Linked DNA regions of Homo sapiens: regions 1 and 2 are each linked to region 3. Evidence: chromatin contacts called from ENCODE Hi-C or POLR2A ChIA-PET data. All regions are on one chromosome and are shown on one strand. The core of a region is the stretch at or near the end of the contact, and the rest is flanking DNA. Distances in the headings are between cores, read along the strand shown.

Region 1 (2,805 bases), core at 299-2,798, 720 kb before region 3:
AAGACCCAGAGACCACAGGGTGGGCTACTGGGTCTCTCCACTCCCACCAAGGGATGAAGTAGGTGCTGAGAACTCAGAAGGAAGCCCCAAAAAGCAGAGACTCAGAAGATCCCCTGAGGAGGCGGTGAAGCAGCAGGACGTCTGGTCATGGGCCTCCCCCCTGAGTCCAGCCCCACAAGGTCCACCTATCTCTGGGAGACTCTGCAGACCTCGTTCATCCTTCAGGGATCCACTCATGGACCCTCCTCAGGCAAACCTCCAGACCATTTCCAAGAGCCTCCAGAGCTGTCTGGGCAGCCCCCACCCCAGGCACCTTTGAAACCCCTGGGAGCAGCAACCAGCCCCCTTCAGGCCTCTTGGTCCAGATAGAGCGCCCCCAGGAATCAGCAATCCTGTCCCTCTCTTCTCCCACTGTCTCAGTCCCCAGCTGGGACCTGAAGGGTTCAGGATAAGAAGGAAAGCTGTGTCAACAGAAGTTAAGTCGGTGAGTCCCCGGGCCTTTGGTATTCACCTCCCGTCTCGAGCGCAGGGTCCTGTCCCAGCTCCTAGCTCCGCCCCCTGGGAACTGTGTGGTTCCCCAAGTCACTCCACTCCTCCGAGCCTCAGGCCCCTCCTCTACAAACGTTAGAGTGAGGCATTGGGGAGTTGCTGGGAAGGGCCTGCCCCATATTAGGCCCATAATAATAGTCCCTATTGTCATTATTATTAGTTAGGCACGAAAGGAAAGGTTACAGAGCTGGTGATTAGGGCACTCAGCGTTTCGGCTCCCAGGACGCTTTTGAGCCTCAGCTGGTCGCGAGGTCCACACACTCCCTGGGTCATGCCTGGCCTCGGAACTCTCTCCATCAGAGAAGGTCAAAATTCACGATGTTTTGGTTTTTCCTGTCAGACAAATGGGGAGGACTTCCCTTCCGCAAGCATTCCCAGAGGCCCCTCGACCAAAAAGTCAAGGAGTCAGGCCCTACATTCTCTGCGGTAGAGGGTACCCCCAAAACCTCGCTCCTTTGATGTTCCCCAGTGTCAAGCCGGCGGCTCCACCAGCCTCCTGTAGAGAGGCCTTGACTCCCGCGGGTCACTCGGGGGGGCGACAGGTGCGCAGGTGGAGGCGCCGCGCCGCTGGGGGAGCGATGAGCGGCGCGCACCTGCCGCAGGTGAGGCCCAGCCGTGCGGAAAGGGGAGGAGCCGTCGCCGCAGCACTCAGGTGAGCCGACCCCCGGCTCCCGGGACCTAAGGCGAGGGCAGCCGCGGGCTTCAACGTGGCCGCTGCCAGGCGACCTATGCTGCAGACTGCGGCCCCGGCGGCTCCGAGTCCCGCGCGGCGCGGCAGCCCCAGGAGAACATTCGAGGCAGCAGCGGCGTTGGAGGCCCGGGGTCCGTTCGGTATTTGAATAGCACAAAGGAACCGCCTTGGTCTGATTGGCCAGCCGAGTAGCCCCGGGGCGGGCTGCGCCTGTCACTCAGGAGACTCTCAGAGCTCCTATTGGCTCTTCTCATGTGGGGCGGGGCCCGGGCACCCGGCTAAATAGCTGGGGCCGGGGCCGGCCGAGACTCATTGCTTTGGCGCCGTCTGGGGAGCGCGAGCCCGCGGGTGGCGCGCGGCGCATGGTGGCGGCTCCTTTCGGAGCGCAGCCGAACCTCTGACCCGGACTCCGTTACCCCTGCCCGGCGCGCCCCGGCGGCCGGCTGGAGGCAGAAACAGCAGAAGCGTTAACAGCAGCAGCGGCGGCGGCTGCTCCGCCGCCGTCTCCGCGGGAGCATGGAGTGCGCCCTGGACGCCCAGAGCCTGATCAGCATCTCCCTGCGCAAGATCCACAGCTCCCGAACCCAGCGCGGCGGCATCAAGCTGCACAAGAACCTCCTGGTGTCCTACGTGCTCCGCAACGCGCGCCAGCTCTACCTGAGCGAGCGCTACGCCGAGCTCTACCGGCGCCAGCAGCAGCAGCAACAGCAGCAGCCGCCCCACCACCAGCACCAGCACCTAGCGTACGCGGCGCCGGGCATGCCGGCCAGCGCGGCCGACTTCGGCCCGCTCCAACTTGGCGGCGGCGGGGACGCGGAGGCGCGCGAGCCGGCCGCCCGGCACCAGCTGCACCAGCTCCACCAGCTCCACCAGCTGCACCTCCAGCAGCAGCTGCACCAGCACCAGCACCCGGCGCCCAGGGGCTGCGCGGCGGCGGCGGCGGCCGGAGCGCCCGCGGGCGGCGCGGGGGCGCTCTCGGAGCTGCCCGGGTGCGCCGCGCTCCAGCCGCCGCACGGCGCGCCCCACCGCGGGCAGCCCTTGGAGCCTCTGCAGCCGGGTCCTGCGCCGCTGCCGCTGCCGCTGCCGCCGCCCGCGCCCGCTGCGCTCTGCCCGCGGGACCCTCGCGCCCCGGCCGCCTGCTCCGCGCCCCCAGGGGCCGCCCCTCCGGCCGCCGCCGCTTCTCCGCCCGCCTCCCCGGCCCCCGCCTCCTCCCCCGGCTTCTACCGGGGCGCATACCCTACCCCTTCGGACTTCGGCTTGCACTGCAGCAGCCAGACCACCGTGCTGGACCTAGACACTCACGTGGTGACCACGGTGGAGAACGGCTACTTGCACCAGGACTGCTGCGCCTCCGCCCACTGCCCCTGCTGTGGCCAGGGCGCTCCGGGACCGGGCCTGGCGTCCGCCGCCGGCTGCAAGCGCAAGTATTACCCTGGCCAGGAGGAGGAGGAAGACGACGAGGAGGATGCGGGCGGGCTGGGGGCCGAGCCCCCCGGGGGCGCCCCGTTCGCCCCCTGCAAGCGCGCCCGCTTCGAGGACTTCTGCCCGGACTCGTCCCCGGACGC
Region 2 (2,975 bases), core at 476-2,975, 610 kb before region 3:
CTGGTCCGGCCACATACATCCTCTGACCTCCCCCAAGTGGTCCCCGGGCCCACAGGTGACAGGGGCCTGAGCGATCCCTGGTCTGAGCCCCCAGCTCAGAGCCTAGCACCACCCAGGGAGGTCTGGGCTCATGGAAGGGGGATGGGCGGGGGCAGGAGGGCCCAGCCCCACCTCCGCCCGTCTTTGGTGGTGACAGAGGTGGGAGGAGAAAAGACGATCTTTGGTAGGGCGAGGGAATGTCAAAGGACACTGTCAAGGGCCCAGTTCCTGCTCAGAAGAGAGCACAGGAGTGGGAGGCCCACCTCTGCCCCATCTCTGGATGGCCCAGGCCTGCTGCCCACTAAGGTGGCCCCACTCTCCTTCTCTGGAGTTGCAAACTCTCTGAGAAGGCGGTTGAGGTGGGGAGGGCATCAGGACAGGCCAGCTGGATGCTGAGACCATATAGCCACAGGTGGCTTCTAGCTCAGGACACTGTGACCTTCACCACAGGGCTCTAGGCCCCATCCTTCACCTCCACCCTCCCAGCACCCTTGTCAGCAGCCCTGGAGCGATGGGAGGTTTTGGGGTCCCCCACCTGGGGCATCCTGGCTCTGCCTGTCCCAATTCTCCACAACAACCCCCTCTCTCACAGCCTTTCTCTCCCACAGGCCCCACTGGTCCTGGCCTCTGCTTCCCCCAGGAACCGTTCTTCTCCATGGAAATGTCCCCTCTGGGCCTTGGGGACTCCCAGATGATGGGGGTGGGGCAAAGTCAGGGGCAACGGCCCTCAGCCACCACAGCTGTCAGATACCAACCCAGGGAAGGGAGGAGGAGCCTTCTCTCTGCCACCCCCCAGCCCGTGCCGCCTCTACTGCAGCTCCCCCAGGGGCCCATTCTCTCGGGGCAGCGCCCCATTCACGCCTGCGCTGCTGGCCGCGGGCACCCCCAGGTACCCCAGCAATATCTCGCTGCGGCGCCGGGACAGCTGCAGGATGTCGTCTGCCAGCGCGGGCAGTGACGTGTAGCGCACATTGTCCAGGTCGAACATGTCCCTCAGGTACTGCACAATCTGGTGCTGGGGGAGCAGGGCTGGTGTCAGGCCTGGCCCAGCCACTGCCCACCATGATGCCCCCCAGGTTACCTGAAGTCCCCTTGTCCACCACCAGAGCCCCAGCCGGTCCTTTCCATCCCCAGGCTCCTCCCTCCCACTGCTTCCTCTGGACCCATGTGGGTCTGGCTCTGCCCTCTCTCTGGGAGCAGGCCCAGGCCCAGGCCCTCATCCCATTCCTGGCACCTCCCAGGGCGCCTGTGCTCAGGGCAAGGGTCAGGAAAGAACGAGAACTGCTCTCTGTTTACCTTGAAGAAAGCACAGACTTCAGCAAGCTGAGGCTTGGGTCCAAGGAAGCCGAAGGCTAGGACAGGGCTCACATGCTCCGATACGGAGTAGAAATGGGAGATGAAGCCATCAGGCACCTGCGGTGGGCACAAGGCTGAGGGGCCAGGCGGGGCCCAGGTAGGATGAGGGCACCAGGCCCAGGTGTCGCATAAAGGGCTGGGCTTTAGAGGTCGCCCCAGCTCATGTACTTTCCTGCTAGATGACCCTGGGCAGTGACTCAAGCTTTCGAAGCCCATTTTAACTTCTGCAGACAGGGTAACCATGGGCCGCTGTGAGTACTGCAAGAGGTGGGGCCATAGTGGCTCCGCGGGAAGTGCCTGGAGCACGTGGCCACGGCAGCTGGTATCAGCTAGGCAACAGAGCCTGGCCCGCAGAGGGGAACGACAAACCACAGGCCAGATAGCACAGCCAGTCGCTGCCTGGGAGCGGAGATTACAGGGGCCTGACTGGGGCGGGGAAAGGGCAGGAGGGACAGGGCTCTGCTTGCTCCTGGGTATCCTGCCCCCACCGAGACGCCTGCACCAGGCCAGCTGCCAGCCCTGTGGCCACTACCCTAGGGTATCCGTTCCCCTCCCCAGTGGCCTGCTCTGTGCTGGGCCTGGGGAGGAGAGGAAGTGGGTCTACACGAGCCTCCAGGGAGCTCCTGGCACAGGGAGAGGTAACGGCGGAACAAGGGGGCCAGGACTGTGAGCGGTGAAGGCCAAGTGGCCCAGCGAGCCACCCTGCACCCGCTCCGCTCCCCACCACGCTGCCTCAGAGCCCAGCTCGTGCTCCCCCGGGCCTGCCAGTCACTCACCATCAGCAGCCTCCTCTTGGCTTTCAGGACCGACCAGCAAGCAGTGGCCAAGGCCTACATCAAAAATAGGATGTCCCCCGGGTGTCAAAATGGGCCTAGCCCACAGCCCCTCGCCCTCTGCCAGCCCAGCACCAAGCCCTTAAACCCAGCTCACCCCACTCCAAGCAGGAAGATGGGGCCAGGTGCCTAAGCTCTGCTGCTTCCTCCTCTGATTTTGGACTCAGACATACCTAAACTTGAATCTTGACTCTAATCTTACTGCTGGATCTTCTCTGAGCCTCGGTCTCCTCTTCTGTAAAGGGGCACAACACAGCACTCCCACCTCCTTTGGTGGTTGTGGGAGCAATGGTTCCCGCCTGTAAACCACCTCGCAGAAGCCTGGGCCCAGGCAGCACAGCCCGGCTGCTGGAGCGTTACTGCTTGCCTTCCTGGGGGTCCTGTGCTGGGTTGTCTCTCACTCTGTGCCTTTTTTTCCTTTTGGTTTTGCTTTCCCCTCTTTTAACTTGATTTAACAGGATGCATTAAAATGGAATCGAATTCATACCAGCACAAAAGTAAAACCACACAATAGGAAGAAAGCGCACACCATGTTGGTTCTAAACTGGGGCACCAGGCAGCAACGGGGCACCCTGGAGGCTTCTCCAGGGCAGACTCTGGTCTCCCAGGCCTGGCAGCCGCGGATCTAGGGGGTGGGGGCCCAGCCCTGGTGCCAGTGCTAGGGACAGAGGGGACGGAGCCAGGCAACCACACGGGCTGATGTGAGCAAGTGTGGGTCTGAGAGCAGGGCAGTGACCCACCGTCTCC
Region 3 (2,700 bases), core at 133-2,632:
CAAAGGTGGGCAATTGGGTCAGCAGGCTCTGCTCAGGGGGACCCAGAGGGGCAGGCTTGTCAATGAGCCTCTCAAGGGGCCCGGCATCAAACGTCCTCTCTGAGGGGAGAAGGGTGGAAGCTTTGGGGTTGGCAGTTGGATGAAAACTTGGGAGGCGCTCCTCTACTGTCCAAGTCGCACAGCAACTGTCCTGCCAAAGTAGGGGGAAATAGTAGAGGCTGAGCGACCTGGGGGCAGAGGGGAGGAAGGGGAGGGGACGGGGCAGAACCGCGAGGGAAAGGACCACCGCGCCCGGGTCCCACGCGGAGGACTGCCGGTGGCTACCGGGGGAAACCTGAGGCGCCGGCGGACGTGCGGAGAGGGCGGGTGAGAACCGCTCGGCCCCAAGTGGGCCCCAGAGGGCCAGAACCGCGCAGGGAGCCGCGGGGATGCTGGGGCGGGGCCGGACAACTGTCTCCTAGGAGAAGGGGCGTTACGGAAGAACAGATGCCCGAGAGGACCAATAGTGTTTAAAGGAGGGAGGCGCGGAGGTTGCACGGGCCCCGGGCGCCCCGCCGCGAGGGAAAACCGAACAGAGTTCTGAGCAGGATAGACGCCGGGCTGGGAGGGGGCGGGCGGGACCCCCCCCCGCCGGGCGAGGGCCCTGGCAAGCCGGAGACGGTGCCCGGGGGACAGCGCTGCCTACGGAGGGCGTACAAGTGACTGCCATGTGGAGGCCCGAGGAGAGGACGAGGCGGTCGGGGCGATGCCGCCGACGGGCAGCAGAGCGAGGGAGAGCCTCTGTCGGCGGAGAGAAGGGACGGCCACCCACCAGCAGGCAGGAGGGTACCGGTTTCTGCCCATAGAGAGAAAGGTGAAGCCCTGCCCGCGGGCGGCAGAGGAGGGGCAGAGCCCCGTGGTAGCCAAGAGAGGAAGGAGGCGGCCGACCGCCCGTTAGCGGGAGGAGGAGAGGCCCCGCGCCGGTGGGCGGGGCGGGGGCCCAGGTTCTGACAGGAGGGGGACGAGCGCAACGCGGCGGGGAACCCAGGACCCGACGGCCCCGCGGGGTCGACCGCGCCGGGGGTGCGAAGGCGACGGTCTCGCCCGCGGTGCCCCGGAGGGCGCTGGATCCCGCCTGCCGGCGGCCTCTCACCAGGAGCGACACGGCTGCGCCCAGAAACGCCGCCTTATGAAGTCGTTGAAGTCGGAGGCCAGGGTCGTGCCATGGAGACGCCGCGGCGGATGCAGTCTGGCTCTGGCAGCGGCTCCTCCCCGCTTCCGCCTCCTTTTCCGACACCCGGTCGGCAGCTCGCCCATTGGCCAGTTCAAACCCCCCCGGGAGCCGCTTGGGTTTCGCCATCGAGGCCCAGCCCCTAGCGTCACAGAGATGCCCCGCCCCGCCAGAAGGGCCGCCCACTTCCGGGCCACGCGTCCCGTCACCAAGGAGACGTGCTACGCGTCCAGCGGGCCTGGCCGGGTCTCGCCCCCCATTCAAGGCCTTTCCCGCTCGGCCCTGTTTCCCCTGCCTTGGATCCTCCCGGATTCCCCTCACTCAAAGGAGCGTACGGTTCCGACGCCCTCCCCTCGGTACCCACCAGGAAACTAGGCTCACAGAGGACCCATGGAACTAGTTATTGGGAGCTGCACACTGCCTCCGAAAATCCAGCCCTGCCCCTAGTCCACTATTAATGCGGAGATGGAGTCGGCTTCTGCGCATTCCCCGGCCTCTCCCCTGCCCACATCGCCTCTGTCTTGGCCCCAACAGGAGAAAGGGTCGGCATTCCCCTTGCTGTTCTGTTCACTACCTTCCTGCACTTTTTTTTTTTTTTTTTTTTTTTTTTTTTTTTTTTTTTTTGAGACAGATTCTTGCTCTGTTGCCCAGGCTGGAGTGCAGTGGCGCGATCTCGGCTCACCGCAACCTCCGCCTCCCGGGTTCACGCCATTCTCCTGCCTGAGCCTCCCGAGTAACTGGGACTACTGGCGCCCGCCACAACGCCCGGCTAATTTTTTTTTGTATTTTTAGTAGAGACGGGGTTTCACCGTGTTGGGCAGGATAGTCTCCATCTCCTGACCTCATGATCCACCCGCCTCGGCCTTCCAAAGTGCTTGTATTACAGGCTTGAGCCTCCGCGCCCGGTCTACTACCCTCCTGCACTCTCTATGCCGCTCTGTGTACAGACCTATTCTGATGAGGTCCTTGCTGGTCCGCCATCTTCTCAATTATGCTTCACTGTCAGCCAGTCAGGGGAGGTCTGTCACGTGGCTCATAATGCCGCCCTGGAATCTGGGAGACCTGAACCACCTCCGGGCCAACTGGGCCACAGTCCCTTGACCTTTCTCCAGTGACCCCGCAGCACCTTAGCCACACAGCTCCAGGGTCACACAAGTGTTTCACCTGCAATCCTAAAGTCAGACTCGCAAACAAAACCTGCTTTTCCGCCTCGCTTTCACAGTATACTGCATACTGAATTTGTTCTGTAATGTCAGGGAGCTCCCCAATCCCTTGATCCATTCATTGTCTCTCTGTTGAATAATTGATAGATTTCCTAATCCTCATTAACCATTTAAGACTGCGGTGGCTCACGCCTGTAGTCCCAGCACTTTGGGAGGCTGAGGCAGGCGGATCACCTAAGGTCAGAAGTTCAAGACCAGACTGCCCAACATAGCGAAACCCCGTCTCTACTAAAAATACAAAAATTAACCGGGCATGGTGGTGTGTGC

The links. A loop is a pair of places that touch in the nucleus more often than their neighbours do. ChIA-PET counts read pairs that join two places held with the same protein, here RNA polymerase II (POLR2A). Pooled maps may share reads with other maps.
Region 1: a map of naive thymus-derived CD4-positive, alpha-beta T cell shows a loop between it and region 3 (8-fold over the local background). The contact joins the promoter of IER5L here to the promoter of ODF2 in region 3. A Hi-C loop is called at or near these places in 1 of 168 maps with a recorded cell type or tissue (naive thymus-derived CD4-positive, alpha-beta T cell) and 5 of 50 pooled maps.
Region 2: a pooled map shows a loop between it and region 3 (4-fold over the local background). The contact joins the enhancer-like site here to the promoter of ODF2 in region 3. A Hi-C loop is called at or near these places in 1 of 50 pooled maps. POLR2A ChIA-PET finds 5 or more read pairs at or near these places in 4 of 52 experiments (WTC11, activated CD4-positive, alpha-beta T cell, activated T-cell and 1 more).

What each region holds. Positions count from the first base shown.
Region 1 is chr9:129,177,004-129,179,808 of GRCh38, reverse strand. IER5L (immediate early response 5 like) reads left to right here and starts at 1,548. Exons shown (of 1, transcript NM_203434.3): 1 at 1,548-2,805. The coding sequence starts at 1,757. RefSeq lists enhancers at 1-663, 664-1,587, 1,325-1,619 and silencers at 1,344-1,723, 1,954-2,293.
Region 2 is chr9:129,068,326-129,071,300 of GRCh38, reverse strand. MIGA2 (mitoguardin 2) reads right to left here. Exons shown (of 16, transcript NM_001329990.2): 13 at 2,969-2,975; 14 at 2,172-2,225; 15 at 1,336-1,452; 16 at 1-1,054. The coding sequence ends at 848. Among named protein-coding and RNA genes, the nearest start is that of DOLPP1, 11 kb to the left of the region's middle. RefSeq lists enhancers at 1-457, 1,405-1,544. Within about 2 kb of position 1,725, at least 18 of the 41 ENCODE cell types and tissues checked have a DNase peak (open chromatin) inside an H3K27ac peak, as active enhancers do.
Region 3 is chr9:128,454,688-128,457,387 of GRCh38, reverse strand. ODF2 (outer dense fiber of sperm tails 2) reads right to left here and starts at 1,382. Exons shown (of 21, transcript NM_001351578.2): 1 at 1,133-1,382. The coding sequence starts at 1,296. RefSeq lists enhancers at 101-836, 1,430-1,479, 837-1,572, 1,610-1,699, 1,573-2,309 and 1 more and silencers at 230-279, 490-639, 670-769, 900-1,209.